Linked DNA regions of Homo sapiens: regions 2 and 3 are each linked to region 1. Evidence: chromatin contacts called from ENCODE Hi-C or POLR2A ChIA-PET data. All regions are on one chromosome and are shown on one strand. The core of a region is the stretch at or near the end of the contact, and the rest is flanking DNA. Distances in the headings are between cores, read along the strand shown. Region 1 holds the start of TUBA1A (tubulin alpha 1a). Region 2 holds the start of DNAJC22 (DnaJ heat shock protein family (Hsp40) member C22). Region 3 holds the start of DDN (dendrin).

The links. Hi-C counts contacts between places; a loop is a spot of excess contacts on that map. ChIA-PET counts read pairs that join two places held with the same protein, here RNA polymerase II (POLR2A). Pooled maps may share reads with other maps.
Region 2: a map of OCI-LY7 shows a loop between it and region 1 (4-fold over the local background). The contact joins the promoter of DNAJC22 here to the promoter of TUBA1A in region 1. A Hi-C loop is called at or near these places in 1 of 168 maps with a recorded cell type or tissue (OCI-LY7) and 9 of 50 pooled maps. POLR2A ChIA-PET finds 5 or more read pairs at or near these places in 5 of 52 experiments (A673, HEK293, MCF 10A and 2 more).
Region 3: a map with no recorded cell type shows a loop between it and region 1 (13-fold over the local background). The contact joins the promoter of DDN here to the promoter of TUBA1A in region 1. A Hi-C loop is called at or near these places in 3 of 37 single-sample maps with no recorded cell type and 7 of 50 pooled maps. POLR2A ChIA-PET finds 5 or more read pairs at or near these places in 5 of 52 experiments (A549, GM12878, HEK293 and 2 more).

The regions. Positions count from the first base shown.
Region 1 is chr12:49,187,233-49,191,218 of GRCh38, forward strand. TUBA1A (tubulin alpha 1a) reads right to left here and starts at 1,848. Exons shown (of 4, transcript NM_006009.4): 1 at 1,745-1,848. The coding sequence starts at 1,747. RefSeq lists enhancers at 1,527-2,118, 1,617-1,736.
Region 2 is chr12:49,344,475-49,348,331 of GRCh38, forward strand. DNAJC22 (DnaJ heat shock protein family (Hsp40) member C22) reads left to right here and starts at 2,414. Exons shown (of 4, transcript NM_001304944.2): 1 at 2,414-3,077; 2 at 3,170-3,631. RefSeq lists silencers at 739-928, 959-1,058, 1,079-1,198, 3,231-3,450 and an enhancer at 3,113-3,857.
Region 3 is chr12:48,997,397-49,001,345 of GRCh38, forward strand. DDN (dendrin) reads right to left here and starts at 1,979. Exons shown (of 2, transcript NM_015086.2): 1 at 1,683-1,979; 2 at 1-1,270. The coding sequence starts at 1,891. DDN-AS1 (DDN and PRKAG1 antisense RNA 1) reads left to right here and starts at 951. Exons shown (of 2, transcript NR_147179.1): 1 at 951-1,294. RefSeq lists silencers at 161-250, 801-1,260, 1,910-2,204 and enhancers at 611-680, 2,350-2,644.

The DNA.
Region 1 (3,986 bases), core at 598-3,097:
GGACTTGATATTATAATCCGGACATCTGTACTGCAGCTGAGGCAAGAAGCCACACCCTTCTGCAGTCTGTCTGCAGAATCCATCAATACTAGGAGTTTAGACAAGGTCTGCCTTCTGCATTGCTGCATTGCTGTATTTGCTGTGCCTGGTGCTAGCCTGTACTGTCTGCTACATTATTTAACAGAGCAAGCTCTATTTCCAGCAGCTGCCTACATGATCTCATTGTGCTGTTTTGCCAGTTTTCCTCCTCTGACCCCGCCCGGGACCATGTGCCTGAATTGAAATGAATTAATTAAGATGCACTGGAACAAAAGACAACGGGATGCGGAGTATAATTCTTCTTTGTCTGTAGCAATTTCATTACTTTTTTTTTTAAAAAAAAAGGTTTTTCCAGATCTTCTCCACTGTAAAAGCTGAAAAATTATCCGTATCTTAACACACACACACACAAAAGTTCCTAAGTTAGAAACAAGCATCACATGAAAAGGTACCAAAGAATAAAAGCCCAGTGGAAGGATAATGAAATATTTATTTAAAACAACAAAATAGTATTTTCATCCTGAGATTCTCTACCCATCACATAATATTCATATTCTTTGCATCCAATAGAGGTTTTCTTCTCTGTGGTCTTTAGGGCTACCACTTTCATTGTCTATTCGCTGATGTGGTGGGGGCGGGGCGGGGGGGCGGCGGGGAAGGGCGTTTCCCTGGGTCCTGACCATCAGGGTACCCTGGGGCTCACAAAGTGGGCTTTCTCCCTCGCTGAACGTGCAGTCCAGACAGACAGACAGACACACACACACACACACACACACTTCAGTCGGTCAGGGCAGGGCGTCCCACAGACACACACACACACACACACACACACACACACACACTTCAGTCGGTCAGGGCAGGGCGTCCCCAGACCAGACATTAAAGAGCTTGTGAAGTGAATTATGATTTTGCTCAAGAAAAAAAAAAGTCATCTAACTTATAATAGTGAAGAAAACCCTTTTGGAGCCTACAGTTCCGCAATGATGAAAGGTTTTTTTGTTTTTTTTTCAGTCAGCTCCTGACAGAAGAGGTTCAGTGAGGGCGAACCCCGCCCAGTGGCTCCAACGCCATAGAAGCCAGAAACAAACAACCCCGCCCCTGCGCCGCCCTGACACCCGCTGCCGGGGGCTCCGGCAGAAACTCACCATGTTTTCCCGGGAATGTGTGGGTATCTTTCCAAAACGCCAAAGACCGCGGAGGGTCTTCCCACGCTAACCCTAGGCTGCGCTTTGTTCCCGTTCCCCCTCCCACGTCCCCCAGCTCGCCCAACGCCCCCGCTCTTTTTGGGTGCCTCCTCCTCTCCCGGTCCCCAGAGAACAACGCGAGACAGAAAGTGGCCCCTCAGCATCAGCGAAACCGTGCGCACAGACACGGGGCCCAGCCGGGACGCCCCAGACCCCTCGGTCGCGGCAGACGGGCTGCCCGCGGCCCCCGAAAGTCTCTCGGATAACACAGGCGCCTAGGCGCCGCCTTTGTTCCTCCCCAGCGCTCTGCTGCGCCCTGGGCGCAGTACTGGCCCGGTTCCTGCACCCGCACTGCGGCGGCGGCGGGGCTTGAGGATTTGGGGCTAAGCTAAACCTCACAAAACATACCACCACCCTCGCCCAGAGAGCTTACGAAAGAAAAGAGCTTAAAGGTTTTCCAAGTAGAGCCTGGGGGCGCTGACTCCACCCAACGGCCACAAAGAGCCGAAGCCGATTCTCACCATGGTTGCTGCTTCGCGACTGCCGAGCTGATGGCGGAGACGAAGAGGAGAGGTTGTTGCTTCTTACAGCGCGACTCTTAGGCGGTCGATGTAAGAGAACCTGCGGCACATAGGCGGATGCGGCTCCCTATATACAACTCGGTCACCATGGGGATGGGCCGGGGCCTTTTCCTGTTGGTCCAGACCCCCAATCTGCCCAGAGAAGCCATGACAGGAGACTGGTGATTGGTGCAAGCGACGTGGGATGAGGTAATCTCTCCCCCACCCCTTTTTCTCTAGCATCCGTAGACTGTTTGCATCCTTTAGACAAAGAGACCGTGCAGAAGCAGTCGGCCGAGCATCCATTATGGGGCGGGGTTGGGGAGGGGCGGAAGGAGAAGAAAGGGGACTGGGGTTAGAAGACTTTCTGTTGCTTAAACCTCAAACTGCAGTTAAAATTATCTATGTGAGGTTTTTTCCCCCTACCCTTAATAACAATTTATGTTTAGATTAAATATTTAAAGGAAAATGACTGCCAGCCCCTCCCTCGTAGTATATTAAACTCGACTACATTTTGTTAGGGTTCAACATCTCTAATTGCTTTAAACGTAAAGTGGGAGGGAAAATCGGCATGATGCTCGAAATGGCCTGGGTATATGTGATTTTTTTAATTTAAAAAAAGATTTAGCCATACGGTCATTCCAAATGGTTTCTCAGGTTCAACTAACTTATTTTCAGAGCTTCTTCTGCAGGCACACGCACACCCGAATAGCTAAACAAAACTGGAAGATGGAAAGAATAACCATATTAAATAAAGAAGCGAACAAATAGTTCTAACATGGCAATAATCAAGAGCAAGTGAACGTAGAGTAGTTATAATGGTTTACTAGAGGTATTCTTTTATGAGAAGTCTATGTAACACATTTTGTATGGTACATTGTCCTTTGGAATGAATCATCTTTCCTGATAGAAAATTGGGAAAATACAAGGAGAAATAATTGAGCTCAGAAGTTAGTACTACATGTGTGCAGTTACATATCTGAATTGGACTTTTGTCTGGAAAGTAACAAGCAAAATAATAGTAATAACCAATACACCAAATTAAAAAGAAGAAGAGAATAATATAATGTAAAAAGAATTTTGCAATGTCGCCTCCATCCACAGACAACTGTGAAACATCAGCTCAATAAACGCATTTCCTTTTTATGTAGTTCTTATGTCAATTTGGTAAATATCCTCCTGCGAGTGGGCTTCTAACTGTGGGAATTTTAGCCGGCCTCACACCCTTGCTGTTCAGCTAGAGACTCTGGTGGTTGCTCAGTTGTCCCTTGGGACAAAAAGGCTTTGCTTTCACCCCTAGGAAATAAATTGGAGTAAAATTATCTTGATATTTAGGAAGCCTCCATTCTCAGCAACGATCCGGAGTAAGTCACTGGACTTCGTACCACTGGATGTTGGTGATGAAATTTCAGAGGTAAATAAGTTTGGCCACTAAAGTTGAAAATTTATTTTTTACAAATAATTTTTCCTTTTGGTTTTCAGAGACAAATTTTCAGGGTCTGCAGCACTACTCACACAGTGCTCTGCGGAACCCATTCATTCCTGCTAGGCTGGCAGGCTAAGAAGGGCGTGGGAGGGAGGGACTTGAGAATACAGCTGCTGCAGGTTGTGGTGTGACAATGGCGACCACAGATTTTTCTAGCCTGCCATCCACAGTTCTGCTTTACTTGATCAATTTTGCTTCAGTAATATTCTCTGGAAAAAAAATAATATCCAAAATGCAAAAATCATTTTATCTACTTATTGTATATTTCCTAGGAAAAAATAATCCTCAACATCATCTTATCTCCACTTCTTTAGCAAAAAAAAAAAAAAAGTATATTTCAGAAGAGACAGGAGGATTAGGTATTTGAATGCTTCTTTCAGAACCCAGAAATATATTTAACAAAAATAAGAATTAAATGGCATAAGGAAGCATAAGGATTAATAAGTAGCTCATTCAAAATACTTTCACAATTTTAATAATAAAATATATCAGACACTATTGGACTATAGTAACATGTACAAGTCTTTTTGGAATGAGAAGCAGAGTTTGAACATTATTTTCTTTACAATATAAAAAGATTAATTAAGAAATATGTCACTTATCCAATAGTCTCAGTTCTTTATGCAATTTCCAAAGGATTAAATAAAAGAGAGGAGGGTTCACGTGGTTGATTCTTTGAAATTCTATCTCAGAGCCATTCTGTTCCTTATGTAAATG
Region 2 (3,857 bases), core at 1,164-3,663, 160 kb after region 1:
CAAGAGATTCTTCTGCCTCAGCCTCCTGAACACCTGGGACTACAGGCTCCACCCGGCTTTTTTTTTTTTTTTTTTTTAATTTTTAGTAGAGACAGGGTTTACCATGTTGACCAGGCTGGTCTTGAACTCCTGATGTCAGGTGATCCACCCACCTCAGCATCCCAAAGTACTGGGATTACAGGTGTGAGTCACGGCGCCCAGGCTTTGTACCCTCCTTTGTGTCTGCATATTTCCACATTTAGGAATCTTCCAAATTTGTCTTCCTACATTTTGGGGGGCTCTCTCTTTGTTCCTCTTGGGGCTCTTCTCTCTAAGAATACACCAGCCCAGCAGAATACCCCACGGACACTGGAGTAGGAGAAGGAGGAGGGCTTTCTTCCTGCCCCCATCCAGAGGTGATTGCTAACCCAAGGATGGTCACACCGTGTCAGGGCTCGGGCACGCGCGGGTCACTTCACATTCTGAGCACAGACGCCTGGTCGATGCCCTGCTGTCCCTCCCTCCTCCCAACCTCCCTCCGCCTGGCCCCCGCCCCCTCCGCCCGCCTGGAAAAGGCAAATTTGACATTTTTAAATCCCGAGCCTTAGAGGGATCGATGCGGCCCGGGGGCCCCGCCCGGGGTCGATATTCCTGATTGGGAAGCGGCCGCTTCGCGGAGCCCGCGTGTAAATCACCTGGGCTGGGGGAGGGGGCGTGGGGAGCCTACCACGTCCCAGGCTCGCGAAGCCAGGAGGGGTCGGGACCCGGGCGGTACCGGAGGGCGACGGAATGAGAACGACAGGCCTTAGAGAACCAGAGAGAAGCCCGCCCAGGGCCTCCCCCTCCCCCGCTCAGCCCTGCCAACTCCCCCAGCAGGCTCCAGTCTCGCTTCAGCGGCCGCCACCCTTCGTTGCCCCTGGAGCCGCCGGGGAGGCCAGTGTCGGAGCCAGCCATGCGGCGGCTCCTCTCTGGCCGCTCCCGCGGGGCCGGGGCTTCGGCGGCTGCTGTCACGGAGCCGACAGGCCGGGCCGGCCGGGAAGGGGCGGGTGGCGGGGGGGAGAGGCGGCGGGGTGAGGCTGGCTCAGCGCTGGCACTCAGTGGGCGCGCAACGTATGTTTGCCGAATTGAAAGGCTGGGACACCGAGCGGCGCAGGGCAGAGGGTCGGAGGGCACAGGCGGGGTAGGAGATGGCCCAGACCGGGTGAGGGCAGAAGCCTCACTCACGGGGGAAGAAGGCACTCGAGGTCGCTCTGAGGACCGCTGGGCTGGGATAGACCACCCATCCCCCGCCGGGGAGACCCGGGTAGTAAAGAACAAGACAGAATGGGACAGGCAGGACGGTTTGGACCCCACCTACAAGCGCCTCCACCACCCCAGCCTCCGATCCTTGTCACGCTCTGCTGGGGAAACCGAGGCAGCCGATGCTGAGAATAGCCAAAAAGTTAAAAGCGGGGTCAGCGACGAAGCTGGGGCAGCAACCAGAATTCCTGCGTGGGTTTTTTGGATTCCTCCGCCCACGCGGGGCCAGTTTGCGGGTAAATGCACCACCGCGCCCCGCACCACAGCTCAGACCCTTTCCTCTCGCTGCAGTTTGTCAGATCCCCCCACCTCCCACTCTGCACCAGTTTATAGAACAACAATTTGGGGAAAACAATCCGGGCGGAGTGACGGCCCCGTAATTGTGACAAAGTGAGTGCGGGCGGCTGGAGAGAGCGCTAGGCCGGGAGCGCTGCAGGGCGAGGCGGAGGCAGGGGCGCCTCCCCCCGCCCTGCCGCCCCCTCGTTCTTATTCCGGTCACCTCCCATCCCTCTCCTTGACTCTTCAATTCCTCTTCTCCCGGCCCCTTGCGCCTTCCTTCGCTTGTTCCTCCATCGCTCTTCCCTTTCCTCCCGGTAACAGCTCTTCTCCCGCTCCCCCGACCCCGTCGCCCCTCCCCCGGTGCGCTTTTTCCTCGCTCACTTCTCCCCTCTCCTCTGCCCTCCACTCGTTTCTTCAGCTTTTCCTCGCGCTTACATTGCCCTTGGGCCCCTGGCTCTCCCCGCACAATCCGCTTCTCTCCCTCCCCACTCCTCCCTTCCTGAGATCGAACCCTGAGCCCCTTCCCGACCCCCACTCTCTGGGCCGCCAGCGCAGCCCCGCATTTCTGGGTTCCTCGGGAAGTAAACCTGGGGGCGCGCTGCGGCCCCGGGTGCCCCGGCGGCCAGCCCCTTCCCTCTCCCTTGTATGGCTGCCGCCCCCGCCCCACCACCTGAGCCGGGAGATAGTTTGTTTGTCCAGCGGCGGCCGCCGCCGCCCACGCTGTTTGCAAAGCTTAGCGCGCCGTCGCGCAGTGCGGGCCCAATTAAGTCTCATTCATTATTCAGCGCTCCTGTCCGCCCCCGCCCCCCAGCAGTCTGAGGCGTCGCTTTGGGGCCCCTCCCAGCCTAGGCCCCTCAGTGAGCCCTAAGAGGTCATATAGAGAGCAGCATTTCCTCTCCAGGCCGAGATGAGGGCTGAGGGCGTTTGGAGGGAAGCGCTCTGCCTACTGCCGGGAGGTGACACCCGCGAGGCCGACCGTCCCCCGAAGCCCCCGCAAGTCCAGACTGGGGGACCTCGGAGATCCACGAGATTGCCAGAGAAGGAAATTGAGGCCCAAGAAGCTGCATGACTTAGCCAAGTTCACGGAGTAGAACCCGGGATTGGAGCCCGGGACATTGAAATGAAGGCGTCTTGCATTGCAGCTCCGTTGCAGCGCAGAGGCGCAGGAAGGCAGACTACCACGAGCCTCGGGCTGCGGCCTCGCCCTCCTGGTCGAGCCTCCTGCCCTCCAACCCTCTGCTCCCGTTTCTCCCTCTGGTTCATAGCCCGCGGGACAGAGCAGCCCTGGATTGGGAGGCTCCTCAGGTCTCAGGCTCAGGTGCAGAAGCAGAGCCCCTAACTGGAAGGCTCGGAGGTGGGCCGGTGAGGCAAGCAAGCCCTGTGGGGGGTTGAGGACAGCTTGGGTTGGATGTCCCTCACTGCAGCCTGTCCGTGGATGTCTCTGCCTTAAGGGAATTGGAGGTGGAACCATCCAGTCTTGAAGGTCAACGGAGCGTGAAGAGAGGAGCGTGCAGCTTGAGGTGAGGGAGGAGTCACCTTTCAATTTGTGGGGGTGGGAGGAGGTAATCAAGGACGTATTCTTGCATTTACAGGAGTTTATCCTTTTTTTTAGCACTACAGATAGGAGCGTCCCTTGCTCCTGCCAGGCAGCCCCTCCATAGGGGCAGTCCTGTGCTGCTGTGCCTCGGTACCCGCACAAGGTGTCTGGGGACCGCCCGGACCCCCCCTTCCATCGGCGGCAGCGCCACCTGGCGGCCATGGTGCGGTGGTGTGGGAGGAGCTGGGCCCGGGCTGGGCACTGAGCCCACCGGAGCTGCAGGCGTCTGCAGAGCCTTGCACCGAGTTTCCCCGCGAGGGCGGGCGGGAGGAGTCCCAGGCGGGAATGTGATCCCCAGGGGGCCGGGGAGGGCCCTGGGGAGGAGCCTGGCCTGGGGAAGCCGGACTTCCGTGACACAACAGACACAAAAGACAAAGTCCATTTGGATGGAAGTGGGAGCAGGGCGAGACGGGCCATTTTCACTCTGTGGTCAAAGGAAATGACTGGTCTGACTCGGTCTGGGAGCGGGGCACCCAGGTATGGCCACTTGATTTGGAAGTAGCGGGTGCTGGCTGGTGGTCGCTCCAGATAGAGGGGACACTGGCAGGCACGCTTGGCGTCCAGTTTGATATTGTGAGGATTTGTCCAGCTGCTGTGGAGTGGCTTTCCAAGCCGGCCTCCGAAAGAGGTGGTTGAATTGTGGGGTGCCAAGGTCTAGGTCAAACGAAGTTTTCCAGAATATTTTAATAAAGGGAATTCAGGA
Region 3 (3,949 bases), core at 729-3,228, 190 kb before region 1:
CGATTGGCTGGGGGAATCCCCCACCACGCGTGTCACCCCAGAGGGCAAAAGCTGCACCTGCTGGGTTCGGGGGGTTGGAACATATTGGGATCGTATCACTACGCACGTGGCGTCAATGACAAAGACGCCTTCCCCACGGGACAGGCCCTGGGAACTGCGGGGCAAGGTGTGGGCACGGCGGGTCGCCTTCCAACCCTCCAGGGTCTCCGGTCCTGCCCCCTCTCCAAGACCCAGAGATTCTCTCCATCCGGTGCCTCCGGGAGCCCAGGGTCTGGGGAGTGTCTGGCTATGGCGGGGCGGCTGCTTTTTAGGGGAGGGAATCCAGCATTTGGGAAACCAGATCTGTTCTCCTTCTTTCCCTTCCCTCGAGCCCTTGAGGTGGTGCCTGGATCTGGGAGCGGGATGCGGGGCACAGGGAGCCGCAGTTGCAGACCCCGCAGGAGCTATCTCGGTGCCTGCGCTCCCTGTAGCTTTGGCTTGGGGATGGCTGTCGCTACCACTGTTCAGGTCAGCAGCAGCCAGCCCCAGGCTTTTCTCCACGACCCCCTTGCCGGGCTCTGGCCTTGCTCTGGCCGCTCCACAGCCTGGGGATCCCCCCAAGAGACCTTGCCCCTGTCGGAGACCCCAAGCCCCGAGGACGTCCCGGTAGATCCGAGGATCCAGCCTCTTCTTTGTGCGCCCTCCGTCTGTCCTGGCTGGAGTCGCAGCTGGGGCTGATGAAGTGGGCACCTGAGAGTTCCCGGGGCCTCTCTTAGTCCCCAAGGTCCTATGGGGGCCTTCGTAAGAAGGTGGAGCCACGTAGGGTGGCGGCCGGTCCCAGCGGCGTCGTGGGGCGGTCCCGGCAGAACCTCTCAGCAGCAGGTGAGCCTCGTAGCTTGGGGGCCCGGGCCGCCGACCTCCCCAGGGCCCCGCCCACGCCGACCCTGGGTCGCTCTGCGGCTGCGCGGATGGACGGGGCGCTCGCCCCACAGGCGCCAGGCGCTCCGGCCGCAAGGGAGCAGGGAGCCCTGCCAGCTGGGCCACCCGAGGGGCGTTGCGGGGCTCCGGGCGGGGTCGACCCGGGGGGCTCCGTCGGGCCCCACCAGCCTTGCGCCTTTTTCGCTCGGTCTCCTTGGCCTCCCGCTCCTGCGACGCCGCTTTCCTTTTCTCTTGCTCCCGAGCTCGGACCTCGGCCAGGGGCCCCGCCCGCCAGTTGGTCGCCTCCTGCAGCACCCTGGAGGCCCAGGGCCGGCGGGGCGGCGGCTGTGGGGATCCCGGGCGCGGCCCACACCTGGGACAATGAGCAGGAACCCAGGTGAGCAGTTTGTGGGGGAAGGGAGCCGAGGTCCGGGGAGCTGGGAGCACTGGAGACCACTTGGGGCAGCCATGTGAAGGGGTGTGTGTGAGTGTGTGCGCGTGTGCACGTGCGTATATGTTAGGACTGAAGTCGAAGCGGGACTCCTCGCCATCTCTCCATGCACACTTTAACAGCGTCTGCCCCATCTCACCTCCTGCCCTTTCTCACACCCACTTCTGTTCCCCCAAACAACGGGATGAGTCAGGCCCCAGCCCTCGGGAGCGGGCAGAGGTGGAAGGCGTGGGAAAGAGAAGGGGGACCAGCAGTGCTCGCTGGTGCCTGCGGGGAGGTCCGGACCCCACTCCCCGCCCCACCACTCTCTTCCCCTCACCCCTGCTTCACTCACGTGCGGTTCTGGAACCCGCGAGCCCAGTGGCTGGCCTGGAAGTCCATGGGCTGTCGAGAAGGGGCGCGGCGACTATAATGACAGGAAATAGTCTTCACTTCTATCACCAATAGCTTGGACTTCTGCACCCAGAGGCAGCTGCCAGACTCCTCATCCTGGAGCTCCCGGGGGCTGTCAGGCCCCTCGGAGAACAGTGGGCCATCCAGCATCCTGCCCCACCCCACCCCGGCCCCCCACCCTCCCACCCGCCCCAGGAGCCCCCTCCCAGCCCAGGGAGCCGGCGCCCACTGCAGAGCCGCGGGCCCGGGGACTGGGAACTATATATACCCGGGCACACGTGTGTGTGCCTGTCTCTGTGTGTGCGCGCGCATGTGACACCGCGCGGACTGCTCCGCGCTGCTACCTCCCCCATGTGCACGGCCGCCCCCTGGGGCCCGGGATTGGACGCCCCTTCCCACTGCTGTTGTCCCCCAAGCCTGATGGGATCGCACGAGTGGGCGGGGGAGGGACTTATGATTCTTGCCAAGCTGACAGTGCCCCCTCCCCCGCCCCTATTTCTTCAACCTTCCTGCCGTTTTAACCCTTTACTCTCCTGCTTGTCAGGTTGCCTGACCACCAGGGTTCTGCCCCTGGCTTCCTGCCTCAGATTTCAGTTTCCCCAACATAGAGTGATGAGATTGGAACTCAAGGTCTCTGCCTGCCACTCTGCTGGTTTCCATGGGGCTGGGGTGCAGGAGGGGCTGGCCCACGGCTGGGGGGCTATTTTTAGCGGCAGTGGCTGTTCGGGTGCAGAGATGAGATGAGTAACCAGCTCCCATGCGGTGGAGAGAGGAGGCGGTGGCTTTTACCAAGCTTTTGTGCGACTCTGAGGGAGAGCTGCCTTCCCTAAGCTCAAAAAGGGTGACCCCTACACCCGTATCTCCTTGTCAGCTCAGTGCTGCAGCCTAGGACTGCTGGTACAGCAGGACACAGGCGTCTGCCTTGGCCACCCAAGCTGCCCTACCAGTTCCATTCTACATGTTTGTCCTTGGGCAGCCAGGGAGCCCTCCCACAGCAGCAGGCTTTCACCTCCAATCCAGAAGCCAGGATTTGGGGGTTATATTGTTCTGTGCCCACACAGCCTGCCCAGCTTTATGGAGGACAGAGTAAGTGCTTATGCACTCTCACCCTTCCAGAGGGGGATGGAGGAGAAATGATGTGTTTGCTTGGCAAAACTAATCCCCTAGCAACTGAAATGATAAAAGTGGCCTTTATTTTTTTCAATGTAGAACTCCCCCTCACCACCACCACAATGCCTAGTTCACTCAGTCCCCACCTTAAGTGGTGCTCCAGATGCTCACCTTTTGGGCTGCCTCTGTCCTGGGGGGCTGTTGCTTATATCCACATGATCCCTCCTCCTAAGCTTATACCAGGTGTCCCCTGATTCACCATGGTAATGTTAGTGGCAGCACAGCCCACGCCAACCCTTCCATGCAGAGACTTAGCAACCATGCCTGGCAACCATGGCAGCAGCTTCAGTGGAGGGGAGCAGTGCAGAGAGAGGGGAGAGTGTGTGGGGCATGGTTCCTCGGGAAGAAGGGATAATTTGCCTCTCTGGAGAGGAATAGGTAAGAATAGAAGCTTGTGAGTCTCCCAAATTTCATCCCTTGTCTCTCCCTCAGCTTCATCCTCACACTGAGACGGATAGGTTGGGTTTTAGAGGGAAATGGGAGAAGCAAGAGTTCCCAATTAGTTTTCCACTAATGTACATGGAGCCCTTTGGGTCCAGACCCTTCCTTTTAAGGGGATGGGGAACAACCAGAAAGGTTGTGGGGCAGAGACTGACAGACTGAGAAACAACTCAACAAAACCAGGTCTCTGCTCCCTAACACAAACCTTTAGAGAGAACGCAAACATCCCGTCCCATCCACCCTACCCCCCTTGATTCCACACACCTGCCAGCTGCACTGATGACTTGACTCGAAGATGCTTCCTTCCACCCTAGGTCCCACTAGAGTCCTGAGGCTTTTTAAAGCCCTTGCCTCCTCCCTAGGCAAATCTTCCTTAATGAGGGAATGTGACATAAGGGGCCATCTGTCCTTTCCACCATGTGCTTACCCTCCTGACACATAAACATACTCTAATTCTAATAACTTGGAAGCCTTCCTCCCCCAAGGTTGAGAATGTGCTGTGAGAGCTGTAAAGGGGTGAAGGCAGAAGCAGGGGCTCCTCCACAGCCATGATGCAACACTGAAAGCTGAGCTCTGATGAGGGCCACCTTCTTTTTT